Linked DNA regions of Mus musculus: regions 2, 3, 4, 5 and 6 are each linked to region 1. Evidence: chromatin loops called from intact Hi-C (ENCODE). Cell type or tissue: left cerebral cortex. All regions are shown on one strand.

Region 1 (5,000 bases):
ACGAGCTGGAAGACAGGTGATCCAGATGGTTACTGGGGTAAGGGAAAGCTCAGGGAGATATGGGTGGTACCATATGTGAGGACTTCTCAAGCCATTTTCCCCAAACAGTGTTCACAGGAATTAATCAAATAAAAGCATTCTGGACTTCAATAGTGTAGAGTATATGTGTATCAGAATAGCCACAGATGTGTATAGTTGGTATGTCCAAAAGAGGAAGATTCTAGAAACTCACCATGGAAGTTTGAAAAAACAGCAGGGCCATTTGTTCACTTATCAAATAGAAAGCTGATACGATTTCACCTTGACTAAATTTCACTAGTTTCCAAGGACCATGGGACCCTCCCCAGTCTCCACTATTGTGAAAATGTAGACCTTCCCCACTCCGAGGGAATTGGTGTAGAAGACTACTACTATGTTTGGATAGTCTATTAGCCTCGTTGTGATAGGACGTGGCTGCAAAGCATTTCCAAGCCTACATCTTCATGGGATGCCTCGTACCCATGAGCATGTGAGCATGGCTTGCATCCTCTCACCCATTTACTCAGTCCTGCTCATTCACCAATATGCCTGTACTTACAGACCAAGCTCTAGGCCCCAGACGAGGTGCCCATCTCCTCTTAGGGACCACTATAGTTAGTCTGAGAATTCAAGATGGGCTCTGTTCCAGTTGTATGGTTGAATTCAGTCAAACAAGGGTGGTGTGTACATCCAGGAAATACAGGAGATTTTTGTGGTCCCTTGAGAAATAAGAAAGGCACTTGCACCCACCGTTATGCTCTTCCCCCATCCCCCAAGACCATTGGACATCCCAGCTGGCCCATTTCCAACCACTCTGTGTGTTCCTAGATTACCTTACTGAGACACAGTTTTGCACATCTTTGCCACGCCAAACTTTCCACTGTACACCTCCAGTCACACCAGCCCGCTGAGTCCTCCAGGTTCTCCACCCTCTGACTATTCCGTGTGTATCCAAACCTTAGGCCCGTAGTTCTCCAGTGAGAACTTCCTCCTCTAAACAGGGTTCACCAGTCTGGGTGTGGAGCACCTTTGGCTCCAGAGGGAATCAATCGTCTCGTCACCCACCTGCAAATTGAAGGAGTTGCTAACATCTCTAATTCACCATCTGGCACAAGTGTTCTATGAGAGTCCGAGGGTGGAGACAAAGACACTGTTCCTCAGGACAGTCTGTGTGCGTCCCAATGCAGACATTCAAATTAAGGGGAGGGGGGGAGGACTGAACTCAGAAATTGTGTTCTCTTTCACTTCTCTTTATATTTAAAATGAGTTTAGTACTTTCTAACCACATCAGCTGTCTTTCAAAAGCTACAGAATCTTATTCCAGAGTAACCTTCCAATTTTGCGAAGAGAGGTTAAATAAGATGTAGACTTAGAACCAGTAGCGCTTGGAAGCTTGGGTGATGAAAAAAGGCTGGTGATGTAAGATCACATGAATCACTTCCCTCAGGGTTTGCTACCAAATTCCAGGGAGCAATGAGTTATTAGTCTCTACTCCAGGAGTTCAACCCTGGAGACATGGCTCAGCCCCATCTCTACGGGACCCAGAGAGCACACCCGTGTTCCCATGGATAGGAGTACACTGTATCCTCACATCCAGTGCGCCAGGCTGCAGGAGAAGTGGGGGAGGGGAGTGTTTGTTTTAGTATTCTTTAAAAATTAAAGCTCATTAAATGCATTCAATTATTTAAAAGAATTAAAAATTAAAAATAATTCCAGATTTAAAATTGATTTGTAATAAGCTTTCATATCAGAAAACCACAGACGTGTGAGGATCAAATCTTGATCATCCTATAGTTTTCAAAGTTGCCTGCCACCGTGATGACACCTGCCACACACGCAGGAAGTGCAGAGGAAGGAAAAACCTGCTTCCTTCAGGCCCAGATGTGAAGGGGAGTCTATAGCTGGAGAATGAGGGCAGAGGATGCTGCCAGTCTTGTGCTCTTTCCAGCTGTGGTCCATTTGCACATGGTTATGTTGTTGATGCTGTTGACAAAAGGAAGCCAGAATACATCTTGTGATTCCCTGGCAAGGGGCAGCTTGCTAACATGCTGCCCTCGCTGGAGCCCAGGCAGAGCATATCAAATCCCCACAAAGTCAGCTAGCAGCGTCTTTCATTCGTCACCGTCGGCTGTCAGGCTGCAAAGAGCATTAACACGGGAGCCTTTCCAGAGAGCTCGGCAGCTGCTAGTGTCAGGATGATGTCCACACTCCATCCAGACAGACCCACAATGCCCAGCCTCCTTCTTCTTCTATCTCCGGCAACAGTGCCAGCCTCCCCACCCCCAACCCATTTTTCCAGCTCTCTGGATCATAGCATCAGGCTCAGCTGGAATAACGGCCCCCTTCCCTGTTTTGCTGAGACTTCCTCTGCTAATTCACATGCTTGCATTGACGCACAGAGAGCCACTAGGGTGCAGAATCCCCCGAGGACATGACATATGAATACCCGACTATCTTGTGGAGCCCCACCCAGAGTGAAGCAGATCAGCCACTTTCAGACAGCCTTGGCAATGGGGAGGATGCTTCCAGATGCACAGCCCTTCTGCAAGCTGTGTCGCTGCTCTAGGCTTGGGAATAACATGAAACTCGGGGTGGAAACCTGACTCTGGCAGTAGTTTGTTGTGCCACTCTAGGCGGGTTAAGTTTTAGTTACATCTGCTGAGTGGAAGAGATCTCATTGGCTTAAAACCTATGGCAGAAACCGGTATCTACTGCCTCCAAACATGTTCTCCCATCTCTGTGTGTAACTATTACTTGGTATGACATAAAAACCCATAACATGAGATCAGCTCTCAAACATTCGAGCTGTGCACACAGCTCTGTTAATTATGCACATGCTGCAGCTACTAAACCTTACCCCTAAGACCTATTTTCTTGTAAAAACCAAAACACTGTACCCTTAAATGCTCCACCCTCCTCCTGCCCCCGGGCAGCCACCCTTCCTTTCTCTGTCATCAGAACAGCAGTGCTGGATAGCACTAGGCTCTTCACAGCACCTGCGTAGTAACACCTATGGCTTTCTGGAAGTCAAAAGGAAAAGTGGGGACTGGGCTGTTACCTATCTGTAGTCCCAGCACTTGGGGGGCTGAAACAGGAGATGGGGAGTTCAAAGCAAGGCCAACTGGACCATAGAGAGAACTTGTCTCAAAAAAAATCTATTAAATGATCAATCCATAAATCTAAACTTAAAAAAAATGCATTCGAGGGAAAAGAGAAATTGAGAAGATAAGTGTAAGTGTGCTAACCTGTGCTGAAAAGATTGCTCAGTGCCCAGGCAGACAGGCAGACAGGTAGACAGATGAGCAATGTTTTTTTGTCATCTTTTGTTCACTTGTGTACCAAAAGGCCTCATCCCAGAGTCCAGGGAGAGAAAGAACACTACCGTGGCTCAGGTCTCAACTCTCCTGCCTAGCATTCCATTCTAAGATCCTGGGGAGGCCAAAGGCAGAAGGCAGTGGGTGTTGAGAGTCCTCCCTGGTTCCTGCAGAAGACTTTGCCTTTGGCACAGAAGTTCTTACCTACATCTGGCCCACTTTAGAATCCCAGCCTGGAGTCAGTCCCTTGGATATTTGCTCCATTCCTAATGAACTCACTGGCCACGGTCGTAGAAACTCCTTCTATATTGCACATGTCATAAGTTACATATCTGGACGCCATGATCTCCGGTGGGGGTGCGGGGAGAGGTCATGTATCTAGGGTGGACAGGAGTGTGTTAGCAGGCTCCACATACAGAGTTTTCGTCCCACTAGGTAATTTACTGTTCGTTTCTGCTGAAGCTCAGCGTACTTGAAAGGGCACCAACTGCTAACCACAGGGCTCTGGGCTGCAGATGCATCGTGGCTCCCCCGTGAGACTCAGCACATCCCACAGGCTTGGGTAGGGAGACAGCCAGGCTGGAGTAGCAGCAGAGCTTAAAGCAATTTCCTTGCCTCTCGGCGACTGCCTGGATTGGGCTATTTGTGCATCCCTGTGCCCTGTTGCTTGTTTGGGAGGGCATCGGCTCCCCAAGGTCATTTGGAAGATGAAGTTAGGAAAGGGGCAGTATCCGAACAGGCAGCATCTGGACTCCTAAGCTCCCGTTTCCTGGTTACTAATGCTTCATTGCTTAACTATTGTGTGCCCAACATCCCAGCCACAGATAGGCCTCATAAATATTTACACGCAATGTGTGTTGCGATGCTCAATTAATTGCAGCTGTGACGCACTTAGAGCGCCTCGGAGGAAAGGTGTGCAGAGAGGGCCAGCGGTTATTAAAGGCGCAAACAAGTCAGCTCACGGAAGCAGCAGTCCTTGGAGCTTTCCATTGCCCTGGGGTTTTTCCCGGCCAGAAGCCAAATCTAGGGAAAAGTTACACCCAAGGGAACGCTGTCCAAGGGTGACGTTTGTGGCTACGCCAAGAACTTAGCATCAGAAAATGAACAAAGATGTGCCCAAGTGACTTACCAAAGAGGAGAGGCGTGTAATTATTCAAACGTGGTAGCCATCTCAGAAACAAAATTGGAGCAATGAGGATCAAGTGTCAAATAGGTAAAGTGGGGTTGGAACACGGATCGTGGTGGTGAGACACAGCGGGCAGCCACTTCATGTTCAATGGGTAAAAACATAAGTTAATATGAATCAATACAAAGCCATCCAGAAAGCATCTGAGGAATGTGCAACCAGGGACTGAGAATGCCCCACTCTGGTGTTTTCTTTGGACTGGATAACTGTCTGCCCGCCGAGATGTGCAGAGATGAGACTGCAATGCAAGAAAGGACGGGTTTTGCAATCTTGTTTACAATGCTCAATAATTAGCAAGAGCCTAAATCCTCTCCAAAAGGGCCACAGTGGCCAACAAATGTGTTTTTCAATAACACTGCGTAATGAATAGAGTGTCACACTCACATGAAGACATCTAAACACCTATGTGTCTTAATGTGTGCATAGAGCACTGATGCTATCCTGACCACCTGAGTTCCATGCCCGAAACCCACCCAAAAAGC
Region 2 (5,000 bases), 95 kb before region 1:
TTTCATCATTCACTCATTTGTTGATGGACATTATCTTAGGATTTTATCACTGTGAAGAGACACCATGACCAAGGCAGCTCTTATAAAGGCAAACATTTGATTAAGGCTGGCTTACAGTTTCAGAGGTATTATCAGCATTATCATTATCAGCATAGCAGGAAGCATGACAGCCTGCAGACAGACATAATGCTAGAGAAGCCAACAGTACTATATCTTGTTCTCAGGGCATCCAGGAGGAGGCTACTCCACACTGGGCAGAGCTTGAGCATAGGAAAGCTCAAAGGCTTCACCAACAGCCTCTCATAGACTCTGTTCATGGTGCCAAGCCTCAACTTCTTTGCATGACACCTTCAGTCCTGGGCTGCACCATCACCAATGGCCTCTCTTGATCTCACACAGTGTCAAACCTCAGCTACTCTCCATGACTCCTTCACACCTTCAAAACCAGTACTATCTGTATGATTCTTACATATTACCAAGTCTGGCTGCCAGCAGGATATCTATCTCTGGACCACAGCTTCTTTGTGCTCTCAGAAAATACTTCCCAGAAGATTTTGCCTCAATGATACTGGCCTCATCTTAATCACCATTAATTTCTTAGCTCCAGCTAACTAGCAACGATTGCCATAGTAACCCCTTCTATTCTTTACTCTAAAGCCAGACCCATATGGCCAAAGCTGCTGAGTTCTGCTATTTGCTGTACCTGGAACATGGACCTTTTGTTCTAGAATATCGTCACCAACTTTCTGCTTTCAGTGATTTCCTTTACTACCTAAGCTTGGCTGTCCTGGAACTTGGTCTGTAGACTGACCTTGAACTCAGAAATCTGCATACCTGAGTGCTGGGATTAAAGACATATACCACAATGCCTGGACCTAAGCTTTTCCTTAATTCCTTTTCACAAGATCTTTATCAGTTCTACATTGTAGCTCACTCCAGATATAGTCAAGTTGATGACTGTGAATAATCGTCAAAAATCATCCCTTGTCAATTTGACACACAACCATATCTCCTTATGTCCAAATGAAAACATTAACCAGGCCATAATAATGCCTAACATGGTATAACTTCTTACAACTGTCACTGCATAAACAATAAGCTTAGCTGGGTAGCATCTTGCCCCAAGGCTACCACCCCCTTAATCCTATTTAATATCCTTAATGAGATTATTTAATCCATTTCACTTCCTGGTGTCCCTTCAATCCTTAAAGAATACATTTTGTATTTTTCCTTTCTAAGCTTGCTAGGCTTGATCAAAATGCTCTTCATAAGACTAAACCACAGTACAGTCTATGCTAGGCTTTGTTTGAGATTTCCTTTGTCAACATAATTAATCTAAAACTCTTCACTTTAGAGCCTCGGCCAGACTCTTCAGACAAAGGCAAAAAGCAGCCACATTCTTCACCAAAATATCACAAGAATGATCTCTAGGCAACATACTAAAATTCTTCTCTGAAACCTTTGAGCCAAGCCCCCAGCACTTCAAATAATCTTCACAAGACTGTAATTCCATGTTCTTGCTATGCTTAAACCATTCCATTGCTTTCCTAATTCAAAACTCCAAAATCAACATCCCTCCAAACAAAAGCACAGTCATGCATATATATCGTAGCAATGCCCAAATCTGACACCACTTTATCTTAGTTAGGTTTTATTGCTGTGACAAAGTATCATGACCAAAAATCAAGTTGAGGGAAAAAGGATCTATTATTGGGTTCACACTTTGAAATTACAATCCATCACCGGAAGAAATCAGAACAGGAATTAAAGCAGGGCTGGAACCTGGAGGCCAGAGCTGATACAAAGGCCATAGAGAACCTTCTTCCCCAGTAGTATGATAGAACTTTTCAGCATTATGAAAGCTAACCTATAGGGATGGAGCTTATAAATTTCGCCATGCTCTAACTCATGTATGTGGTCCTTAGCAATAGGGACTTACCCTCAAGTCCAAGAAGGTAACCAAGAGCAAGAGCAATAGTGCATGGAGGAAGGGGTGTTATGGGACCTTACTGACCAACGCCAACTCTGAAAGTGCTTCCCACACCCAGCACTGGGCCTTTCTTAAGATGTTTTCATTTCATTGTTAGTGCCTGCACATATGCACGAGAACTGTGCTAGTCCGGGTGTCCACAGAGGCCAGAAGCATCAGATCCCGTGAACCTGAACTTACAGACAGTTGTAAAGCAATATATGGGTGCTAGGAACTGAACCCACATCCTCTGCAAAAAGGCAGCAGGTATTTTTCCCTGCTGAGCCAGCTCTTCAGCCCCAGCCATTTGACTCTTTAGTTTTAATGTCCACACTAATTTTACAATGGCTGCACTGGCATGTACAGAAGACCATTAGCTAAGGAGCCATGCCCCTACTGCTCCCTAAGAGACCCTAGAATTAGAGAGTGTTTACCTTACTAGGATCCATATAAAACCTGGAGACTTGGGATCAGGTCTCAGCCTGTCTGCTGACGAGAATTCAGTGCTGATGCTTCACTGCACAGTGCCTTTGTTTCTTCTGTTCAAAGACCGAAAAAAGCCAGGTCTGGGACAAGTGTTCTGAAGATTGGATATGAGAGCCCATCCTTGCTCAGTGTTCCACCAGCTCCAGGGTCCCGATGAGATTCTTTAATGAGTATCTTTAAATCTCAAATGTCTTTTTATTTTCTAAAGATTTATTGATTTTATTTATAGGAGTACCCTGTAGCTGTCTTCAGACACACCAGAAGAGGGCATCAGATTCCATTACAGATGGTTGTGAGCCACCATGTGGTTGCTGGGAATTAAACTCAGGACCTTTGGAAGAGCAGTCAGTGCTCTTAACCACTGAGCCATGTTATAATGAGGATGGGGGTGTGTAGCCTCAAATGCAAATGAAGCAATGCATGGTGTAGGCAAGAGCTTTGAAAATGTGACTGTGCTATTCATACCAGTATAATGTTCCTGACTTCCTTAAAGACAGGGAAGTATCCAAGATTTCCTTCTCCTTTATACAGAAAGCGAGAGACAGACAGACAGACAGACAGACAGACAGACAGACAGACAGACAGAAAGACAGAGAATGAAGGAGAGAGGTGAGCAGTCCTATCCCTCCATAACACCACAGAGCCAGGTCCACCATAGGTATTCACCTCAGCCTCCTTCCTCTCCTTCTCTATTCTGAGTCTGTCTTCAGGCTACCTGCAGCCTGTTCACCGTGAGTGCTCACCCTGAGAGTCTATCATGGGATTCCTCAGCCATATTCCATGCTATTTTTCTTTTTCTTAATCCAACTCTTCCTTCAAGACCTGAATTCAGCCAATGTGAGGACAGATGGTGTGGGGCCCTTTGCCCTGCCAATTTAGCAATCTTGGCAAGAACTGGGTCCTTGTGTGCAGGGGGGGTGGGGTGGGGGAGTGATTTTTGCTTGCATAGTTTAAAAATACTACAGTGTTTTTAACCTCAGGGAAAAATGTTTGGCAAACAACCCATAGCAGATTTTCTTTTTCTTGTGGATGATGTCACATCCCTAGCCAGATTTGTCTAAACAAGGCTCTGCTCAAGAAAAATGGCTAGCTCTGGGTGTCGTTACCATGTAGCATTAAGAGGCATGCCAAGAGCAGGTTTGGGTTAAAATGCTTGGGTCTGACCTCTGCCTTAGCTTTCTCCAGTGCACTGTGAGGTCATTTACCACGATAGAGCTCTGTAGTCTCATGAATGAAAAACAACAATTTTAAGCTATAATCAGTTCAGTTCAGCAGCTGCTGAGTGGTTTACTGTAATAGCATCTGGGGTGGTAAGTAAGACAGCCACCAGCCAGGATTTTGTAATCAGTCATGCTTAAACTCAAAAATTGGGGACCTCTTCTGGTGTTCCCTCTGCTTAGCGATCTCTTCCATCTGGAGTAATCTCTGGTTAGCTCCTTTTCTGCAGTCAGATCTCACTCAGTTCACATGCTCCCTCTGCATAGATTGAAGCTTAAGTTATCTTGGGTAAATCTGCCAGTGCCCATGTCCTGACCAACCTCTCATTTTATCCTCTTTCACTCTGTCATGGCACTGTGCTGTGTCTATTTTGTGTTTGTGTGCTACTGGCATTTCCCAAGGTCAAGCCACATGCCTTTCCCATGCCGTGTAGCAGGACAGAAGTGCCTTTAGCCTCCAGTCCTCACAATGGGGGCCTTGGAGGTAAATGAATCACTCACTCATCTTAGGAGAACTTGCAACATTTGAATCTGCTTCTTCAAATGTGTACCAGAAATAACAGTGGTATCCATCTAGACATACTGGGTTTTGGTTTTTGGTTTGTTTTTTTTGGGGGGGGGGGGCGTTGTTTCTGTTTTTGGTTTTTGTTGTTGTTGTTTTGGTTTTTTTTTTTTTTTTTTTTTTGAGACAGGGTTTCTCTGTGTAGCCCTGGCTGTCCTGGAACTCACTCTGTAGACCAGGCTGGCCTCAAACTCAGAAATCCACCTGCCTCTGCCTCCCAAGTGCTAGGATTAAAGGCATGTGCCATCACTGCCCAGCTAGACTTACTGTTTTATTATAGCATGAACCTATGTGAAGTGCCAAGAGCAATTATTGACTCAACTGAAGTGTTGACACTTAACCCATGAGACCTTTCTGGAGAAGCTTGCTATAACTTCAATAGTGGACTTGTGAACATGGTGTGAGGCAAAGATTTTAGGGACGTTCTCTGTCTGCCCTTACTTATCACCTCTTCCCCTGGCAGCTCCAAAGGACTTAAACATGGGTGTAATACAGCCATTCTAGAAAAATACATGTCAGAAATTGTGTTGTGCTCTGAACTGCCCTTTGCTGGGACTGTAAGCTCCTGCGAGGAGTCCTCATATCCATGTACCATTTCTTCTTTTTCCGTGGGATGGCTAGCCAGGGCAGCTGAGCCAGCAACTGGAAACACCTTAAGATTCTTAAGATACACAGTGTTCTCCAAGAGATCAGGCCCATTCAAATTTGAGCTTTTCTCCTGGTAACTACTTAACCTTTGTAAGAAAGTATCCAGTGGTGTCTCAGA
Region 3 (5,000 bases), 270 kb before region 1:
TTTTTTTATTAGGTATTTTCCTCATTTACATTTCCAATGCTATCCCAAAAGTCCCCCATACCCCCCCCCCACTCCCCTACCCACCCACTCCTACTTTTTGGCCCTGGCATTCCCCTGTACTGGGGCCTATAAAGTTTGCAAGTCCAATGGGCCTCTCTTTCCAGTGATGGCCGACTAGGCCATCTTTTTGATACATATGCAGCTAGAGTCAAGAGCTCAGGGGTATTGGTTAGTTCATAATGTTGTTCCACCTACAGGGTTGCAGATCCCTTTAGCTCCTTGGATACTTTCTCTAGCTCCTCCATTGGGGGCCCTGTGATCCATCCAATAGCTGATTGTGAGCATCCACTTCTGTGTTTTCTAGGCTCCGGCATAGTCTCACAAGAGAGACAGCTATATCAGGGTCCTTTCAGCAAAATCTTGCTAGTGTATGCAATGGTGTCAGCGTTTGGAGGCTGATTATGGGATGGATCCCTGGATATGGCAGTCTCTAGATGATCCATCCTTTTGTCTCAGCTCCAAACTTTGTCTCTGTAACTCCTTCCATGGGTGTTTTGTTCCCAATTCTAAGAAGGGGCAAACTGTCCACACTTTGGTCTTCGTTCTTGAGTTTCATGTGTTTTGTAAATTGTAACTTATATCTTGGGTATTCTAAGTTTCTGGGCTAATATCCACTTATCAGTGAGAACAAATCATTTGAGTTCTTTTGTGATTGGGTTACCTCACTCAGGATAATGCCCTCCAGGTCCAACCATTTGCCTAGGAATTTCATAAATTCATTCTTTTTAATAGCTGAGTAGTACTCCATTGTGTAAATGTACCACATTTTTTTGTATCCATTCCTCTGTCGAGGGGCATCTTGGTTCTTTCCAGCTTCTGGCTATTATAAATAAGGCTGCTATGAACATAGTGGAGCATGTTTCTTAACGAACTTGAAAAACCTCTGCCCAGCGTGCTTGCTCCTTGTTCTTCTATAGGCTCCTTCTCCCACATGCACATTGTCCCCATTTGATAAGAGAATGGTTTGTTTGTTTTTTTTTCACGATTTTTTCCCTTCACAGTCCAGGAACAATAAGAGAAAAACATGGTATGACCCCATCTATCAGGCACTACCTTCATTCCTTCATCCCTCCTAAACAGGTACCACGTTAGTTTAACAAAAACCATAGTTATAGGCAAGACTCTTTAATAGCAGTGATAGAACAGAAGGAGCCTGGGGTCAAAATGCAGCATCCATGAAGAAAATTGTCCTTCTTATAGAAGATATCAAGGCAACACAGAATAGAGAGCCAGATGGTCTGATCCAGTGGATGCCTCCATTGGAAAGAACAAAGCTTTAATGAACTGTCCTTCACTGAGAGTCAGCGCCAGCCTGCAACAGGTCAAGGTGGCAGAGCAAACAAAAGAAAAATTTTAAATTGCAGCATTGGCTATTTTTATTATGCTGTTTGTATACTGTAGCTATTTCCACTGTTGAAATCCAAGACTACATACACCCTTTTATGTGTGAGAAGAAGACTACAACACAGAGAGATTAAAATAAAACTTCACCATCCACTAAAATAACCACATGTAGGAAGAGAATACACCAACGAGAAACCAGGAATAGCCTTGCCTGGGTGCTTGCCACTCCGGGATTCTTCAAGATATGTTTTACTCTGAAAGAACACCCGAGACACCATGCCTCCCACACTATCTCCCCCAGATAAACACATTTGGGTTCATAGCAGGACCCTAAACTTACCAGACACTCATTCTCCAAAGGCTGATACAAAATTCATGAAGAATAATCCAAATGTAAGTTTTGAATCCAGAGGGGAAAAAATAATCAGTAACACAAGGTCTACAGCAGGAAAAGATCTAAACACATCTTGCAAACCAGGCCAAGCAAAAAAGTGCAGCAAGAGTTCCTCCCTGTGGAGCTGCAAACAGTGTCTACCCTCTCCTCATTACAGTCTCTTATTGAAGAAAGTCAAGGCAAGAACTGAAGCAAAAATCATAGAGGAGTGTTGACTCAGCTACCTTTCTTATATAACCGAAGGCCACTTGCTGGAGGATAGCACTGCCCAGGATGGACTAAGCCCTCCTATATCAATACCAACCAAGAAAATGCTAATGAAGACAGTGACTGCTTTGCTCAGAGGACAGTTATGTACAACAGAAGGAGAAGGTAGGTGACCCTCTAAATTGGGGACATGACTACAAAGATGCTTCTGGGAAGCTGAGGACATGAGAGGGGCAGCATTGAGTGAGCGAGTAAGTGAGTGAGTGTTACATTTCTAAGTATGTGGCAAAAGGGTGTTCTTTGCTGTGGATTACATGGGTTGAATATTCATTCTTCATACAGGACGCATGCACCTTCACAAAGAACAAAACTGGAGGAAGCAATTCTAACAGAAAGCAAGAGGCGAGGCACAAAGAGAGCATATAAGAAAGAGGGTAGTAGTACAAAAACTAAAACAGAATCAGAATAGAAGCGGACATGCATGGCTTTGATGAGTGGAGCCACTGAAGAACATGGGAGGGGGTGTCTCCCAGGTGATTCTGGGTGCACATGGAAAGAGGATGAAACTCAGTCCCCACCCACAGGGATGCAGAAAGTCTGGAGCCCGTCTTCTAGAAAATAACACTAGACAATGTTCCCATAGCCTTGAAACATGCAGAAGGTCTTTATACAAGTGTGAACTGTGTGAACTAAGGAAGGGAGACAAACAAGTAAGACTACATTGAAAACCAGGGACTTCTGTGTATCAACTGGTGCCTGTTGGAGAATATCAATGCGAGTCAACGAGGAGAAAATACTTACATATAGAAACAACCTACGACTCATGTTCAGAATGTGTTTTTGCAAATGCACAGTTATTTTATATTATAAACACATTAGATTAAGGAATAAAATTGCGTATTTAAATTCTGATAGTAAGAAAGGATGGTTATAAACACAATTTTAAGTTTAGTAAGAGTTTCATGTAGACACTTCACACATGAAGACAAGCCCTCAGAATTTTACCAGTATATTTCTTTTGCCAAACACCCTATTTCATAGTTCAGAAGTTCTACTTACTACAAGGCACTAGCATGTGAGCACTGTTCAGCCAGCTTCTCTGACATTTTGCACTGGACTCTGCCTGTCTACAGAGTGTAAGCTGGTTAGGAATATTTCCTGGCCCTAAGTCAGCTGGTCATGTTCTTCCACTAACAGAGCTGTAGCCTCAACTGTGGGAAAGAAGCTGGCTAACTGGCAGAAATAGGATCATGTCTTTTGAGGAGGTAGGCCACTGGCCTCTTCCAAGGTCCCAATGCCTAGGTTCTCCCAATTACAGGATAGTAGGGGCAGGCTGGCATGGAGCAGGAATTTAACAGATTTGCTCCCTACCTTAAATGTACCCTGGGTTCCTGGGATACAGAGGAATGGAGCACCCTCCTCACTAATCCTTATCCAAGGAAGGACAGGGAATCTTTCCCTTTTCCAAATCAAGAGTTTATTTTTCCAATGTCTGTTTGTTTACAATAAGCACTTGGTCCTTCTCTAGCCTTTCTGGTGATTCTGACTTCTCTCTCTGGAATCTCATTTATCAATCTCCCTGAGCATTGCCATGATTGCTTGGGTCAATCTTTTTGTTCTGCTTTTCTTCCAACTGAAAATCTTTATTGAGCAGTCCTTAATAACTGGGACCTATTCATACCCTCAAACCCTTTTTAACTTCTATAGTTTCTTTCTAATATCTGGGGGCAAATGGCAAAACAAATGCAATATTGGTTGATCACTGGCTTTCTAGCACATCTGGCTCTATGGCAATGAATGCCTGGTGAGCCTCACAGAAGTGTCTAGGAAGGCAGCAGGAGATTCTCAGTAATTTGGAATTACCTCACTCACCTTGAACAGATTGATGGTTTTCTAACAGCTGCCTTCAATCCTCCTAAAAAGATGTAGCAAACTTGCTCAAAGCCTCCTTAACCTCAGTTGGTGCTGGGGACCAAGTCAGGTCAGACAGAAGCAAATCCACTCTATCTGGGCTGCACTGTCCAACAGTGATGCCCTGCACAGCTCAAGGGTAGCTTTCCTACTTGAAAGCCAGATTCTGCCCTATTCCTCTATCAGGAAGACGGGAGCCAGGAGCTGTTGGCACTCAGGTGATGTACATATCTGTGGTGTGAATTAGTCACTTATCACAGTAACGAAACACCAAGGCTACTAGGAGGAAGAAGGTTTAGCTCAAGATTTTGAGGTTCAAGGGCTTGGCCCTGACACTGGCTATAGCAATTGATGGCAGAATACCATGGTCAGGGTTGCTAAGGATCCAGGGAGTGAGGGATTACATGTTGAACCAGGAGCACAGGAGAACTGGGCAGAGACAAATCAACCTTAGCCCTGTCCTAAGCACTGCAATTCTAGGGCATTCCCTCAATAACCACAGGACCTCCCACAAGGCTCTTCTTCCTTGTAAACCTACAGCCCTTCCAAGGACACCACTCTGAATAGCCCTTCAAACACCACACATTTACCCTTGGAAAACGCATGGGACATTTTAAACCATAACACAGCAGAGTAGTACTTATCTTTTAAAAGGAAAGAAATTCTTTCATGTGGAGGGCCATTTCATCACCCCACATGAAATCAGCCAGTCAGCAAACAAGCCAACCAAACTCAAATATTGTAATACTCTACCTGCACAAGTTATCAAATGCAATTAAATTCACAGAAATACAAAATATAGTGACAGGTAGGAGTTGTGGGATAGAGAATGAAATAGGGAGTTATTTACTGAGTACAGAATTTCAATTATGTAACATTTCTAGAGGTTGGGTATATAACAACGTGAACAAGCTTAATATGCAAATGTATAAACATGACTTATATTCAAATGTACACTTGAGCTGGTTAGAATAGAACATTAATTTTTAGGCATGTTTTGTCACAGATAATTAAAAAAAAATTGAAGTGTATGTGACTGATGTCATTTACCTGCTGAGTGAGTTAAGAGAACTCTGACACTTAA
Region 4 (5,000 bases), 260 kb before region 1:
TAAGCCAATCAGATCTGCAAAATCCCTCAAGTGAGATCCTCTTCTCTAAATAGAAGAGGAAGAGGAGGAGGAGAAAGAGTAAATGATGACAGCATGTGACCCAGTTTGGGGGCACTTTGTTGAGAATTCCTTAAGAAACTGATAAAAGTGTTATGAAAACATGAGAAGGATAAGACAGAAAGAAAGCAAATCTGTCCTTTCTGGGCATCTTCTGGGAAAAGGAAGATTTCAGTTAAGAACAGGACATCCACCACAGCCTGGGATGGAGTCTGCAGTCACACCTCCAGAGGACATGAGAGGCAAGCAAGTCACACAAATCACAAACAAAATACCTTCCTAGGAAACACATGCTGGCACATTCTATCTGATCAAGGTTACCAAGATGTAGAACATTCCTCAGCCCCCCGCCCCACCCCCCCACCCACCCCCACCTTGGCTCTACTGTGCCATTCAAGGACAAGGACATGCTTAGTCAATTGTGTTCAGATCCAAGTTCCACATTTATATCAGAGCTCCCATTGCCATTCTTGTTTATCTCTTCTTTATCTTATAAACTTGTTTCAAAAGAGACGGCAATCAACTCATTTTCCAGTAAAGTAACCACTGTACAAATCAGTTAGGCAATAATTACTTTCTGTAGCATCACAATTGTTGGTGGCTCAGCTATTCGCTGAATCACTCAGGCTTGATGCCACAAAGTCTGACATTCCAGGACCAGCTTCCTCCCTGCTCCACTCATTGGAGGCGCAAGTAAAAGTAGCACTTACTAAGCAACCTTTCTAGGATTCTGAGATTTACATCTGTTAGTTGCTTTCAGTTTGTTTCCTTGCTCTACTATCAAGGATAGATGTGAACTAAATATTTACCCAGCCAAGCATCTAATCCAAGTAACTTTACATGATATGAAATAAAGTGCAAGGATTCCTAAGAGACTATAAAAGAATATCCAACCTAGTCTAACCTAGACTTAACTAGATAGTGACTTGAGAGCTACAATGTAGGTCATGTGACTTTGCAGAAATGAGAATACATGATAACAGGATGTTATATCTGATAACAATTCATGATAACGTTATCATATTATCATGATGTCATTGGCCCTAGGCTTGCTGCATTGGTACATTATCTGGGAGTAGTCCAAGCTGAAGGCTGTGTCTCACAGCCTTATCAGTAAGATGCTTGGATCATGTGGGAGAAAAAATTCACCAGAAGGATGTAACTCAGTCATAAGAACAATTCTAAGTTTAGTCACCAGAGGAAAGCATGGCCACTTTTCATTTTCTTTCTTTCCATCCTAGTGCTAAAACATACAACAGAATTTGTGAGTCCATGTCAATATTGCAGACAAAAGCCCTATGCCTTGGGGAAGATGCAGCCACAGCATAGTGATATCAAATGTCAAACATCTGCAAAATTAGTCACATGATAACCAGTCTTCCACTAGACCAAGGCAATAACTTATTCTTTATATCAGTCAGAAGGCAAATATTTGCATGTATATTTTATTTTAATAACCAGCCATGAAAAACATTGTTACAATAAAAACACTATCATATTTTAATCCAATATGTTTCCTTCTCATACTTTAACTTCAAAGTTTCTAGGGAAGTTCATGAATTTGAGGCCAAGGTAGCAAATAGAATATTATGCTTTTATTATAGGAATCTCACACTAATTCATGATTGCATCCTAAATTATATTTAATAAGAGGTTGATTGAAAAAAGATACAAACAGGTTCTGTGCACTCTGTGGGTGTTCATTTGTACATAAAAAGGAGTGTGCTGCTGCGAGTAGAGTTCAGCAGTGAGATCCTTGTCTGTGATGTGCACTGACAAGCTCCAGCCCAAAAGCTCAGTGTTCCAGTTATCCCAATGTTCATTGGTTACTGGTTACACGTGGCAAAAGGATATATCTTAGCAGCTCTACAGAGTTCTAGAGTTGTTTCCAGAGTGTAGTTATTTAATCTTTAAATTTAAACTCTTTAAACACACACACACAAAATCAGCATTTGTGAGGAAGTGTGGGTAGGTGTTCACACCAGCTTCCAGTTGTTAAATAAGCCCATGAGAGAGTTGTTTTCATCTCTAAGAGGATTCTTCCCTGCCAGGCAGAAGCAAAGCTGTTAATTTTCCAGATCCCAGTAGGTCCCACAGATACTTGCACCCATAGACTTCTGAGCCATCCCGATCAATAAAGTGTGGAAATCTTCAGCAGCCTTACCTTCCCAATGGTCATGCTTGGAATTTCAATACCAACCACACCTGAATCATAAGTGTGACTGATAGACAAGGGTGCTAACATCCTTAATGCTCCAAATACACAGCCTTTTCCTAAGAGAAATGTTTGCCGGTGTGATTGGATTAAAGAGTCAGAGGTAGGAAGACATCCTAGATTGTTCATGTTGGTCCAGAGTACTTTAAAGGATTACCAGAGGGAGGCAGGAGGGTTTAAAGGCAAAGGGGGAGCTATAGCCATAAAAACAGATGTTGGGGAATGTGGGGCTATAAGCTATAGGATGCAGAATAACTCTAAAAATTAGCACAATGTAACAGGGTATTTGATTTAAAAAGTGGGAAGCCAAACCAGCATTTTGATATGTAAGTGACATAAAGTGTCTGCCAAACGGGACAGCAAGAAGTTAATAGCACCATCCCAAAAGGGCAGCCATGAAAGTTGCTGTTCAAAAAGCTTTAAGATCAGAGATTCCCAAGAACTTTAAGGTCATATTACAACCATACATGTTCTAAGTGCAAGACATGGCAAATTGAATCAAATGTTTGTTGTCTGGTTCTGCTTTGGTCCAGGCCTTCCTATCCATGTGTGTACTCATTTCCCAAGGACTGGGAAGGCTGCTCTGTCTACCATGTCTTAAACAATAGTTAATATTTGTAATTTCTTTAGTTGCTGATTGTATACTTAAGATTCCTTTCAATTTCTTTAATGACTTTCTTAATTTGTTTTCCATAGAAAACAAATCTGAGCTTGCTCTGAGTCACCTGGGAAATTTTGGACTTGGATTTTGTAAAATCCTGGATCACTAGGACTTGGAAGACTCTTGAAGAGTGACAGAATAAATTTTGCACCATAAGATGTACATAGGAGTGGAATATTGGCATTTGAATTTACAGCAAGGGCCCATGGATTACAGACTTGGATCCCAGTCTACGCTGCTGCTGCTGCAAGTCGACAGAACATATAGAAGATAACAGGACATATAGAAGGTTGAGACTGGAGAGAAGGAATTCGGTTGTTTAGAGTGTGCTCTTGGCAGGTGTAGTGTGAGAAATGTGTCCCATAGGCTTGCAGGATTGACCACTTGGTCCCTGGTTGGTGGTGCTAATTGAGAAGTCTGTGGAACCTTTGAGAACTGGAACCATTCTGAAGAAAGTATGAGAGTGAAATGGACTTTTGTGTGTCTGCAGGCTCAGCCCCGAGTCTAACTCATTTGCTCTTCTTCTTTTAGTAATTAAGATGTGAAAGTGCAGCTTCCTGCTCTGGGCACTCACCGCTTTGCATTCCCTTCCATGATGGACTCGACCACTGAAACTATGAGCCCAAATAAATACGTCCTCTCTTAAGTTCCTTTTGCTCATAGTAATTTACTACAGCAACAGAAAAGTAACTATTAGAATAGGAATTTAAAAGTTCTGGTCTATTCCGTTTCTCTCTACCCTAAAGCCCTAACTAGAGCTTTCTCTGCTATGTGCAGTTAGCATGACATAATACCTTGCCTTAGGCCCCAAACCAATAGGGCAGTCGATTTATCAAGTACTGAAACATTCAAAACTGTGAGCCAAAATATACCTTTTATCTTACCAATTATCTATCTCAAATATTTATTTCATTAATTTCATTAACAGAAAGATGACCCAAAGGGGATTTACCTTATGAAAATTAACACAATTTCCTATTTAAATATTTGAATATGATTATTAGAGAAGCTTTATTTAGAGTATAATCAAGACTGAAAATAACCTTCATGTCAGCCAACAACTAAATAGAAGAACTAATAATTACAGTTTGTCCATTAAATGGACAAAATGCTATCTGGTTCCATGAAATAACCAACTTCTACTATAAGAAATGGTAAGGCGGAGTCTCAAAAGCCTTGTTCTGAAGAAAAACTGTTAGGAAGAGAAGGAGGTTTCCTATTTTCTTTCTTTCTGAAGAAATTCTATAAGCAAAACCAAATGTGAGTTTCTATTCAGAAAGATATATCAATAGCTGCCTAGGACTGGGGTGCTGGTAGGCTTTGATTAGAGAGAGGCAGGGAACTTTGAGAATTTGTAGGTATTCCATCTTGATTGCAGTGGCCATCTGATATGTGAATATATTTGTCAAAACCCATTTAAGTAGGTGCATTTTAATTATGTAAATTATACTCCAATCAAGTGGATTTAAATTTTTTAAATGCTAAAAGTTTAAGCATAAAGGAAGGAGGGTAATAAAGCTAAAAGCATTTCTGGGACAAGAAATTAAAACTGGGATACAGTATAATATCAGAGAGCAAGAGAATAACCAAGGCAATAATAGTGCATTTTGTTAAACTGCCTACCAGAGTAGGCATGAACCAGCTTTCCAATGGCCAAAGATACTGTAATTTTAACATCAAAAGAATGATAAATGCAACTGGCTAAAATTCAGTCACTGTTTAAGAGCGGGTGGTCTGCTGGTTTGAAGGAAGTTTCTCCTTTGAAATTCAGATTGAAAGTTAATGCTGAGCATGAGATATGAAGGGGTGAGAGCAGGTGAGACCTTTAAAAGATTTCTGACTACATGTATGGTCATATGGTTAATGGGGTAACGAGTTATATTGAAGTAGTCCTGCTATAACATTCTGCCTGGGTTCTTGCATGTGGCCTGTCTCCATGCCTTTCTTTGTACCACATTGGAACTTTACAAAGAGGCTGGTCACCAGGTAAGAGTCTTTTGCTTTGGACCAAACTGTGAACCAAATAAACTTCCTTTCTCTATATCTTTCTCAGAATGTGGTATACAG
Region 5 (5,000 bases), 530 kb before region 1:
GGTGTGAAGTTTTCACTCTGGGCATTCATACCTTGGGACCAGGGCAAGCCCATCAGTTCTGTTGGGTAAATATTCACTGACCATCAACAGGTGGTGAGCCCTGGAGTGTTAGGGATTTGGAGGACGTAGGAAACAGCTCCAGTTCTTCAGCAACTTCAGTCTTAGAACTCTCCAGCAGCAAAGCCGAGAGGTCTCACCAATCTTGTAGGAAAGCTTTCTTCTAGGTAGGAAGAAGTTGCTGCAATAAATAGGGTGACTGGCAGCCTCTACAGGAGAAATGTGTACCTGGAACACTGTCCTGAGATAACAGAAATAGCACAGCAAGAAGGGCATGGTTTAAGATTATTCAAGGTCAATGGGTCTCATGGACAGTAAAAAAAAAAAAAAAAAAAAGTGTATTTCGCAGACTTGATGGACACAGAGGTGTTCTTTCTAGTCCCCCTCCCTCTACATAGCTGCTGATTGTGATTCACTGGACCTGCATAATTTTCTTGTGCCTTCAAGTCAGTTCCTAAGATGCACTACAGCCCCGTAAAACTCACTGAGTGACCAGCTTGGCATTTTCCTGCTGGTGGGATAACATCTGTTCAAGAACGCTGTCACTAGGAAGCCCTTTTCTTTCACATGTATTCCTTCCCAACATCAGCAACCATACAAATAGTCCACCCAGTACCTTAAAACCACATATTTATACCCTCTTCTCTCTGGACTGTCACTCCTACTTTTGCTTTGAAACAAAACCACTAAACTATTCTTGAGGAACATGCTCTGGCAAGCCCATATAAAGAAAGAATTTTATGTCCTATTATTGACCTCCTGCGAAACCAGGTATGTAGTCTACCACTGCAATTAATTTATAGCACTGACTCTATACATTTGCATATGCATCCACCCGACTAGTTGTGGCATTGCAATGTAATGATCCCACCATACATATCTCTGGAGCTTTTTCCCCAACACAGAGCTTGGATACATTTGGGTACCACTGCATACCATCTGACCTGCATTCATTGCAAAGTAGGTTTCAACCTACTTTGCACATCTCACTCAGAACAGAAATGCTTGGCTTGACTGTGAGGCTGCATCCAGATTCCCATGTTCAGGTCTTGATATCACTTGAGTCATGTTCTACTCCTCAACAGTAGCTTTTATACAGTCACAATTCAAGTGAACTTTTATTTAGTCATAATTGTGTAATGACTCGAGATTTTATCCTGATATTTTATAATTAAAAAGATGAGAGAACATTCAGGCTGGATGGATGGCTCAGTAGTTAAGCCTTACTTAAACCACTTTTACTGCTCCTCCAGAGGACTCAAGTTCAGATGCTAGCTAGCACTTTGTTGGGTAGCTCACAATCAAGTGGAACACCAATTTCAGAGAACCCCACACTCTTTTTCTTTACCCCATGGATAACTACATTTCACTGCACATATCTCAACACAAATGCACACGCACATAATCAAATGCTTCTGCAGAAGATTATTCTAGGTAGCTGGGATCAGGTTCCAAGTCCACACTTGGAATAGCTACTGAGTTTAGAGGACAGGTGAATAAGACTGGGGACAAATCTGGATGAGCCAACCTCTCATCCAAGTGGCTGTAGGGATGCCCAAGGTATATCTAAGGACGAACATTATTGTTTGATCAAAAGGAGGAACAGAAGGCACCCTCAACAGACAAAATGACAACTGTTCATTCCAGTTACCTTTGCATCATGTGTGACACACAGTGAGTGCTTAACAGATGTTCACTGCTTGAACAGATTTGCAGAACAACATCAGTTACATGAGTGCTGGCAGAGGAGCCCAGACCTGTGTGTTTAGTGACTGAAAGGCCACTTCTTTTCTTCAAGACCCTGACAGACATCAAGCTTACACCGTGCAGTCTTCAGTTTCCAGGTTGAAGTTTTCTCCTTATGCTAAGAGCTTCTCCATTGCAGCAATCCAGGGGGCTGCTTTTGACTGCTGCCCACAGTTACAGACAGGAATCTGCTTCCTGCAAAGTGTTGTTTGCTGTGATAAAATCACCTCCACTGAGTGTTCCTATCTTTAAGTCTTTGTTGGAAAATCGTGCAGAGCAATCTCAGTGCAGACACGATCCTGAGCTGAAAGTGGCTGGCAGCACAGGAGAGGGAGGACAGAGGCAATTTTGGGGACATGTGGAATACACTGTCTTCAGCAAGTCACCATGAATGCACTACTTTACCCATATAAAAATTCTGGATTAGTTCTCTACACATGTATGGTATTTGAAAGAGTGATGTTTTTTTCACATCCCAGAACTAAGGACACATCATTATTGCTTATTCATTCTGAGTCTGCTGACCTTTCAGGAAACATGCATGTTCTTTGGCCTTCGTAATATGTAAAATTATGCAATCCCTAATGAAACTTTCAAGTCAGCTTTGCTCTTTGTAATTTTCCACATGTGTCTGCTGTATTTGAACATGTTGGACATGTTCTACCTGACAGCAGTTGATGCTCAAAGAAGCTTGGTCCTCAGTGCGAGACTATAGAGAGATAGATGATTTTTACAGGGTGTGGCTAGTGGAAAGCCATCAGGTTCATAACAGTCCTACTTCTACTGGGGATTCATTCCCTCTAGCAGGGATGAGTCAGATACTTCTATGGGGCTAGCTTCTATAGATGAGGGTTAAGAAGAATCCGTGGGGCTGTCTCCAGTTGTTTCTATTTTCTTATATATGGTTTCAAAGTGTGTCCCCTTAGATGCCTTGTTAAGATGAAGCCAGACACTAGTGCCATACTACTTTGATTTCCCAGAATTAAGAGCCAATAAAACTCTTTATATCTTATCCAGTCTTGGGTGTCCTACGATAGTAACAGAATTAGATGGCTCTTCTCAAAAGAACTGATCCTGTAGCATTTTCCAAGAACATTATCATTGTGTTTCCATTTTTGAAAGATTTTTGTACTTAGTTTCTTACACATGGAATGTGATTGCCTTCCACTTGAACCTGCTCCTGTTCTATCCATCCCAGAAGGCCCAGAAATGGACGTCGTGCTTAGAGAAACTTTCCCACTTTTCATTTCATCTCTTTTGGTGAGAACGCTTCTTTCCTTTTCTCTGCTGAGCTCTCACAACTCTTTGACATACTTTGGATGCTGGTCACTGTGCTCCGTTTTGTATTTTAGCTAAATGTGGTTAATCTCATCCTGCCCTCTGGAATACAGCACAAGGACAGGCTGCTCTGTGCTGTGGAACTTGAATGGGTTTTGCAGCAAGTCAGCTGTAATCAGATCCAAGCACTATTTCACGAGACTCTGGGGAATCAGGGCTCTCTGGCATTACCAGGCTCTTTTTCAGTCCACATGTCTGTTAGTGGAAAGTCACAATGGGATCACCTAAGCAAAGTGATGGCAATGACCTCTGAACTTGGGACAGTTTCAATTCATGACATTCTGCAAACGTCCCTAAGAGATGCTGAAGCCCTTCCTTACTCCAAACACAACCCCAGTTTTACATGGGCTCCTAAGGCTGACATAAACTGCTGCTTTTCTTTGACCCCATTTTTGTCTGTTGTTAATGGCTTTATGTAGGCATTATTGATTCTTGTTAAGCTACACATATTGAAATTTAAATCCACATTCCAGCAAGCACTGAACCTAGGACCCCATTATCCTGGCAAGGATGATGAAGGTGCATCCTACTCAAGGTTCTTTCTGCTTTCCTGAAATTACTCCCTGCTATACACCCCCTAAAATATTCATGCTCAGATCTCCAGGCAGGCTCTATACTGCTTTCTGTTGTGATCTATCAGTTTGTATTTCCTAGAATTTTACAAAGAGAATCACACAGTATGTCCTTCTATCATATCTTCTTCCACCCGTATATTTACTTTCAAGTGATTTACATTGTATATGGTTCCTAGCATGTCAACAATTGATCAATTTTATTACAAAGTATTATTCTAGTGTATGAATATACATTTTGTTGAATGTTTTATCTTTCAATTTTAACAATTAAAAATAAAACTATTTTATGTCACTGGATTTTTATTTTTTATTTTTTTAATTAGGTATTTTCTTCATTTATATTTCCAGTGCTATCCCAAAAGTCCCCTGTACCCTCCCACCCCACTCCTCTACCCACCCATTCCCACTTCTTGGCCCTGGCATTCCCCTGTACTGAGGCATATAAACTTTGCACGACCAATGGGCCTCTCTTTCCACTGATGGCCGACTAGGCCATCTTCTGATACATATGCAGCTAGAGACACGAGCTCCGGGAGTATTGGTTAGATCATATTGTTGCTCCACCTATAGGGTTGCAGATCCCTTTAGCTCCTTGGGTACTTTCTCTAGCCCCTCCATTGGGGGCCCTGTGACCCATCCAATAGCTGACTGTGAGCATCCACTTCTGTGTTTGCTAGACCCCGGCATGGTCTCACAAGAGACAGTTATATCAGGGTCCTTTCAGCAAAATCTTGGTAGTGTATGCAATGGTGTCAGTGTTTGGAGGCTGATTATCAGATGGATTCCCAGATATGGCAATCTCTAGATGGTCCATCCTTTCGTTTCAGCTCCAAACATTGTCTCTGTAACTCCTTCCATGGGTGTTTTGTTCCCAATTCTAAGAAGGGGCAATGTGTCCACACTTTGGTCTTCGTTTTTCTTGAGTTTCAAGAGTTTCACAAATGTTATCTTATATCTTGAGTATTCTAAGTATCTGGACTAATATCCACTTATCAGTGAGTACATATCATGTGAGTTCTCAAAAAATCAAGTAACCCCATTAAAAAATGGGGTACAGAGCTTAACAAAGAATTCTCACCTGAGGAATACCAAATGGCTGAGAAGCACCTGAAAAAATGTTCAGCATCCTTAATCATCAGGGAAATGCAAATCAAAACACCCTGAGATTCTACCTCACACCAGTCAGAATGGCTAAGATCAAAAATTCAGGTGACAGCAGATGCTGGCGAGGATGTGGAGAAAGAGGAACACTCCTCCACTGTTGGTGGGACTGCAAGCTTGTAC
Region 6 (5,000 bases), 160 kb before region 1:
AGTATAATAATTGGTTACTAACCGGTTTCTGTGTAGTATTTTTGAACACATTTCATTTGGTTGATCCTCCTCCCCAAACCCCTTTAGACCTCCCTGCCCTGCCCTACTTCTCCCATCATGCTGTTTATCCCTCGTACTCCTTTGCCTTGTTCTAGTCTCTTGCCCTCCTTCATTCCTGATTTCTCTCAGCAGTGTTCCAGTTACCAGCCTGGCACTCTTACTAAATGTATTCTTAATATTTTTATTATTGTTACTGCTGTGGTGAATGGAGCTATCTTCTTAGTTTTCTTGGTGTTTCATTGCTAGTATATCGAAATAGAACCCATTTTTATATAATGGTCTTGTGTCAGTTTAAGCTTTCAGTAAGAACACAGCCATGTGTGTAGGACTATTAGCTGAATCCTAGAGCTCACTTGTAAAACAAGTGCATTTTCAGAATGCCTCGCTTTATCTTTTGTCTCCTAAAATTGTTAGTAAGGTTGGCATTTTAAGCTTATTTTAATCAGAAAAATCATCTTAATTTGATATTCTTATTTGAAGCCCATTGCAAAAGAGATGGGGATCTGAGTGACAGGCGGGGACAGACAGGTGAGAATAAATGCTCTGGCTGAGGACCTGGAAGCCAGAATATTCGCTCCTCTGAAAGGCCGTGCAGCGTTATGCTATCTTTTTTCCTTTCATCAGAGTCTGTGGAGGAATGGAGTGCTTTTATTAATTAGCAAGCTGGAACCACAAGTAAACAAACACTAAGTCTTTGGAACGGTTTTTCAGATTGTGCATGAAGAAATCAACAACTGTGGTTCAATCTCTGCTTCTTGTTTTACAGTTTGGATATTTTTCTCCCCAAACCACTTCTGCTCTTGTTCCCAGGGGACCTAATTCCATTTTCAATTTTAACACCATTCTCATTTTCAGAATCACTGGTACAGCACGCAGAAACAGAAATAGGGGCCACTGACTAATCCTGAAGCTATAATTGTCCAGGACACTCCCCTCCACAGATGACAGAGACACACATGCACTGCCTGCCTTTCAGCCCTCCTTGCTTTGGCCCAGCCGCTGGTTTGCATATCTGTCTCCCCACAGGCCATACTAAAAGGAACTTCTGATGCATCCCTTGAGCTCAGAGTGAGGTGGTTAGCTCAAACTAGATATTGAGAAAATGTTTCCCAAAGGAGTCTTCGAGAAACTTCCCTTTGAGTCTCTGCTCTGCCCTCTTGGTCCTCAGACAGCTTTACAAATAGAACTGCCTCGGTGTGCTTTTCCAAAGCATCTCTTGTGACATTTCTTGTGGGAAATAATTCTACCAGAAATCAACAGAGTATTTGAGCACCTGCTGAGTGGGAAGCTCTGGCAGATGTTGTGGGCCATGCAGAGAACAAAGCTTTGGATCTGCCCAGGGATGTAATTTCGGTGACAAACAGAAGAAGCACAGCCATTGACCAAGCCTTGCATATGCCAGGAATGGTGCTTGGATGAGAGTAACCCATTTCCATGAAATAAGTCCACTTGTCAGCACCTGTGTTGTCTTCTTCCACAAAAGTGAGCTAAGCAACTGGTTCAAGGGCATGTAACCAAGGTGATACTTATATCTGAGTTGTCTAATACCAGCATCTGTACGTGTGACCCAGCACAGTTTGCTGAATGCAGCCTTGGATTCCATCATGTTAAATCCAACAAATCTTGGATGAAAAGCAGTTAAAAGAAAATACAAATGTTTTTCCAATTATTGCTTAAACAATAAAGTACAATGGTTATTTCATAGCCTCCATATTAAATTATTAGATATGACTTAAAGTACATGTAAAGGTGTGTGGAAGTTGTACTAATTATTATGCTGTTTGACATAAGGGATGGAGTATCACACAGCTTGGTTTGGGGGGGGAACCTTGAAACCCTTTATGGATAGTGGAATATATGCCTAGCCTAGCCTGCACCCAAAAGGCTACAGAGTAATCCATAGATAGAAGTTGTCACTCTTCCAGCATCATAGGAGAACTTTAGGCTGGAATAGTCATTTATGGAAGCAAAGCAATAGTAGAGTTGAGTTAACTGCCAAGAGCTGAGCCTGAGCTAAAACCAACAATAAGCAGTTCTAAGCCTGAATGACACTTTAGAGACAGGGACTTCAGGCATCCTGATGGGGTGGTAGTGAGCAATAGCTGATGTGCTTTTCTGAACAGCCAAGATCAAATATGACAAGCAGCCTGCTCTTGTGAGCCTTTCATACTGAGTCAGATTTGCAATAAGATCTGTCTGATAAGAATTTTAAAACAACCTAATGAGATAGAAAGGGGTAAAATGGATGTTGCTATTTATTTAAGGCCTCCAGGAAATGGACTGGGAAAGTGGCATTTCACCAGATAACCCAAGAAAGGAACCATGGCAGTACTGAGAAATCTAGGCAGGAAGTTGGAGGAAGAGGCAACAGAAAACCCCCAAATCCATGAGATAAAGCGTTCCTGCTAGAAATATGGACAAAAAGGACATGTTTATGACAGAAGTAAAACAAGTGAAGGTATGAAGCCCTGGATGTGACCTAAACAGGGTCTATGAATTCATAGGAACCACAGCCTGGCATCCTACATTCCTCTGCTCAGGACTCCTGTACATTTTCCTGCATGGTATCTGATACACGGGCAATGCAGGGGTCCTCTGTCTTTTAAATAATCCTCCAGTCAAACGCTACTTGTAAAAGGGAGATGATGAGAGATGGCCTGATATGTATATGTGAGAAGAATTGTCTCTTGGACTTGGATGTTACAGAAGCTAAAGAAAAGGAATCAGCCATAGTTGCTAAACTGGCAAACCAAACCTCGGCACCTGTGGTAATAAAAGATTGGAGGAGAACACATCAAACATGGCATATGATATATGCATTCCCTATGCCAAATGTCTTTTTATTCTATGAATAGTGTGGAAGAGGTGATGTATACATTTTTAAAGTATTTTTGACTATACCAATTGCAGGGGGTCAGGAAAATAGCAAGCTATCTGGGACATGACCACCATTGCAGACATGAGCAGATGAAGAACTTTGCAGAAAATTTTATGTTGATGCAAGCAGACAGCCTTCAGAGTCCTGGAAGTATGTAGGCATACTGAGGAATGCTTTTCTTGAATTATCTCATTGTATCTCTGGAAGAATTTGAACATGAGGTGGATCTTCATTTCACAACTACAGCACGTGAGACCAGGAAAGGATGGAAAAGATGGACCATTTAATCATGGTTACAGTCAAGAATGACATCTGATCTTTGTCTAATTAATATTCTTATCTTTAACTTTATATATCAGCTCACACCTAATATTTGCATCTAAGTTGCTTAAATCAAAGATTATGAAAACTTCCTAGTAACTTTCTGAAATGGATGTACTAATATCCACATAATACCTGGAGTGAAGACTTCTATTTATATGCTGGGAGAGAAAGAGGATAGACAGCAAGTTAATTGAAATACAGGAAGATAATGTAGGTCTTGCATAATCGAGTCTGCTCTTGGTGATGTTGGATAATAGGTATAAATAATAATACATACAAGTTCAAATTCAGACATTTCAGGTACAGACAAATATTTTAAATATATGATTCCCTTTATATTATCCTTATCAACTTCTAAAGTCTCAAGCAAGCTTGGTAGATTCAGTATTCATCCTTCACTCTTCAGTTTTCTCAGGTCCTGAAACTGCTGGATTCAAGCCACACCAAGCTCACGTAGCCCTCTCCAACCTTACAGAATGCTTCACTGCCTATCTCTGAAGCCCATATCTAATCATCAATGCAGCTACTGGGAAAGGCAGCCTGGTTTTCTGTTTTAGTGCCCTGTGGAAAATCTCCCATTTACTTAAGAAAACAGAACTTCCTTTTGGGCAAGTAACTGTACCCAGCCTCAAGAGTTAGAGCAGCTTCACTACAAGGAAGCCTACTCTAGTCCCTAAAGATGTAAGACATACAAAACACATTGTTTACATCCACCACATAGCAGTGAAGTCTAACAAGAGTGCCAGGCATCTCTGTCACAGTGTCTTAGGGTATTATTGCTGTGATTAGATGCCATGATCATGACAATTCTCATAAAGGAAAAAATTCAATTGAGGCTGGCTTTCAGTTCAAGATTCAGTCCATTATCATCATGGCAGAAAGCATGATGGCATGCAGGCTGGTGTGGTACTGGAAAAGATGAGAGTGCTACATCTGGATATATAGGCAGCAGGAAGAGACAGTGGGCCCTTAGGCCTTGCTTGAGCTTCTGAAATCTCAAAACCTGCACCAAGTGACTCAGTTCCTTTTACAAGGTTACAGCCACTCCAACAAGGTCATACCTTCAATCTTGACACACCTTATGAGTCTGTGGAGGCTATTTTTATTTAAACCACCACATAAGGCAATGTTTTCTACTTATTGACATGATTTTTAGCATGAAAGACACAAAAGCCAGAAAACAGCATCTCCTTTTAAGCCTATTGTGACTTAAGGTTTTACCCACCAATATACATCATCTGTTTCCTTGCTTGTTATAGTTGATGGTGCTCTGGCCACCTATCTACATTTCAAACATCTATTACCAAAGGAAATTGACACATTTGATTTTCTCATACTATCCCCAAACAACTTACAAAGTTAAGATCATATTAAATTGAACAATAACAAAATTTTAGGTATCTACCTTTTCAATTAGAAACTAGAGAGACAAACCCTAACTGGGACTTAAGATGGACACCACTATGATTGTTTGAGAAATTAAATTAAACGATCATTTGAAAAATGGGAAAGGGTTAAAATAGGACATCTACGCTGGCCTTAAATTACTGCATAATTCTGCCTCTCAGCTCAGTCTCTAGTGTTTACTTCTGAATACATCTACTTCTGTCCTTCTTTATATTCACCCTATCAGCCATAGTTCTCCACCAAGTTACCATCTACATTAATCGATAACTATGTATAAAACTAACTGCCTGACTATCTCTATTCTTATTTTAAACTCTTGTATTAAACTTCC

The links. Hi-C counts contacts between places; a loop is a spot of excess contacts. Peaks named below come from ENCODE experiments on the same cell type or tissue, not always from the same donor. Only the 100,000 strongest peaks of a DNase experiment are listed, where the experiment ranks them.
Region 2: a loop joins it to region 1, with 2.9 times the contacts of the local background. A loop is called at or near these places in 3 of 42 quality-filtered maps.
Region 3: a loop joins it to region 1, with 3 times the contacts of the local background. A loop is called at or near these places in 4 of 42 quality-filtered maps.
Region 4: a loop joins it to region 1, with 2.6 times the contacts of the local background. A loop is called at or near these places in 4 of 42 quality-filtered maps.
Region 5: it touches region 1 in a loop (3-fold over the local background); 2 of 42 quality-filtered maps call a loop at or near these places.
Region 6: a loop joins it to region 1, with 2.6 times the contacts of the local background. A loop is called at or near these places in 2 of 42 quality-filtered maps.

Annotation. Positions count from the first base shown.
Region 1 is chr5:38,785,540-38,790,539 of GRCm38, reverse strand. The region is part of intron 3 of Clnk (cytokine-dependent hematopoietic cell linker); the gene reads left to right. Among named protein-coding and RNA genes, the nearest start is that of Gm22779, 88 kb to the right of the region's middle. In left cerebral cortex, a CTCF peak has its summit at 2,405; DNase peaks (open chromatin) are centred at 2,380, 3,492 and 3,837; H3K4me3 peaks cover 487 bases.
Region 2 is chr5:38,880,710-38,885,709 of GRCm38, reverse strand. No RefSeq gene overlaps it. Among named protein-coding and RNA genes, the nearest start is that of Clnk, 6.5 kb to the right of the region's middle. In left cerebral cortex, a CTCF peak has its summit at 2,705 (motif pointing right); DNase peaks (open chromatin) are centred at 2,848, 3,513, 3,739 and 4,994; H3K27ac peaks cover 1,589 bases.
Region 3 is chr5:39,059,903-39,064,902 of GRCm38, reverse strand. No RefSeq gene overlaps it. Among named protein-coding and RNA genes, the nearest start is that of Gm46937, 20 kb to the left of the region's middle. In left cerebral cortex, no CTCF peak of the experiment used is centred here; DNase peaks (open chromatin) are centred at 1,649 and 3,116; H3K27ac peaks cover 1,214 bases.
Region 4 is chr5:39,046,377-39,051,376 of GRCm38, reverse strand. No RefSeq gene overlaps it. Among named protein-coding and RNA genes, the nearest start is that of Gm46937, 33 kb to the left of the region's middle. In left cerebral cortex, no CTCF peak of the experiment used is centred here; DNase peaks (open chromatin) are centred at 78 and 2,041.
Region 5 is chr5:39,313,743-39,318,742 of GRCm38, reverse strand. LOC115490181 (a long non-coding RNA gene) reads right to left here. Exons shown (of 4, transcript XR_003955907.1): 2 at 82-298. Among named protein-coding and RNA genes, the nearest start is that of Gm40292, 9.1 kb to the right of the region's middle. In left cerebral cortex, no CTCF peak of the experiment used is centred here; a DNase peak (open chromatin) is centred at 2,041.
Region 6 is chr5:38,942,462-38,947,461 of GRCm38, reverse strand. No RefSeq gene overlaps it. Among named protein-coding and RNA genes, the nearest start is that of Clnk, 68 kb to the right of the region's middle. In left cerebral cortex, no CTCF peak of the experiment used is centred here; DNase peaks (open chromatin) are centred at 651, 1,003, 1,324, 2,039 and 1 more place; H3K27ac peaks cover 1,120 bases.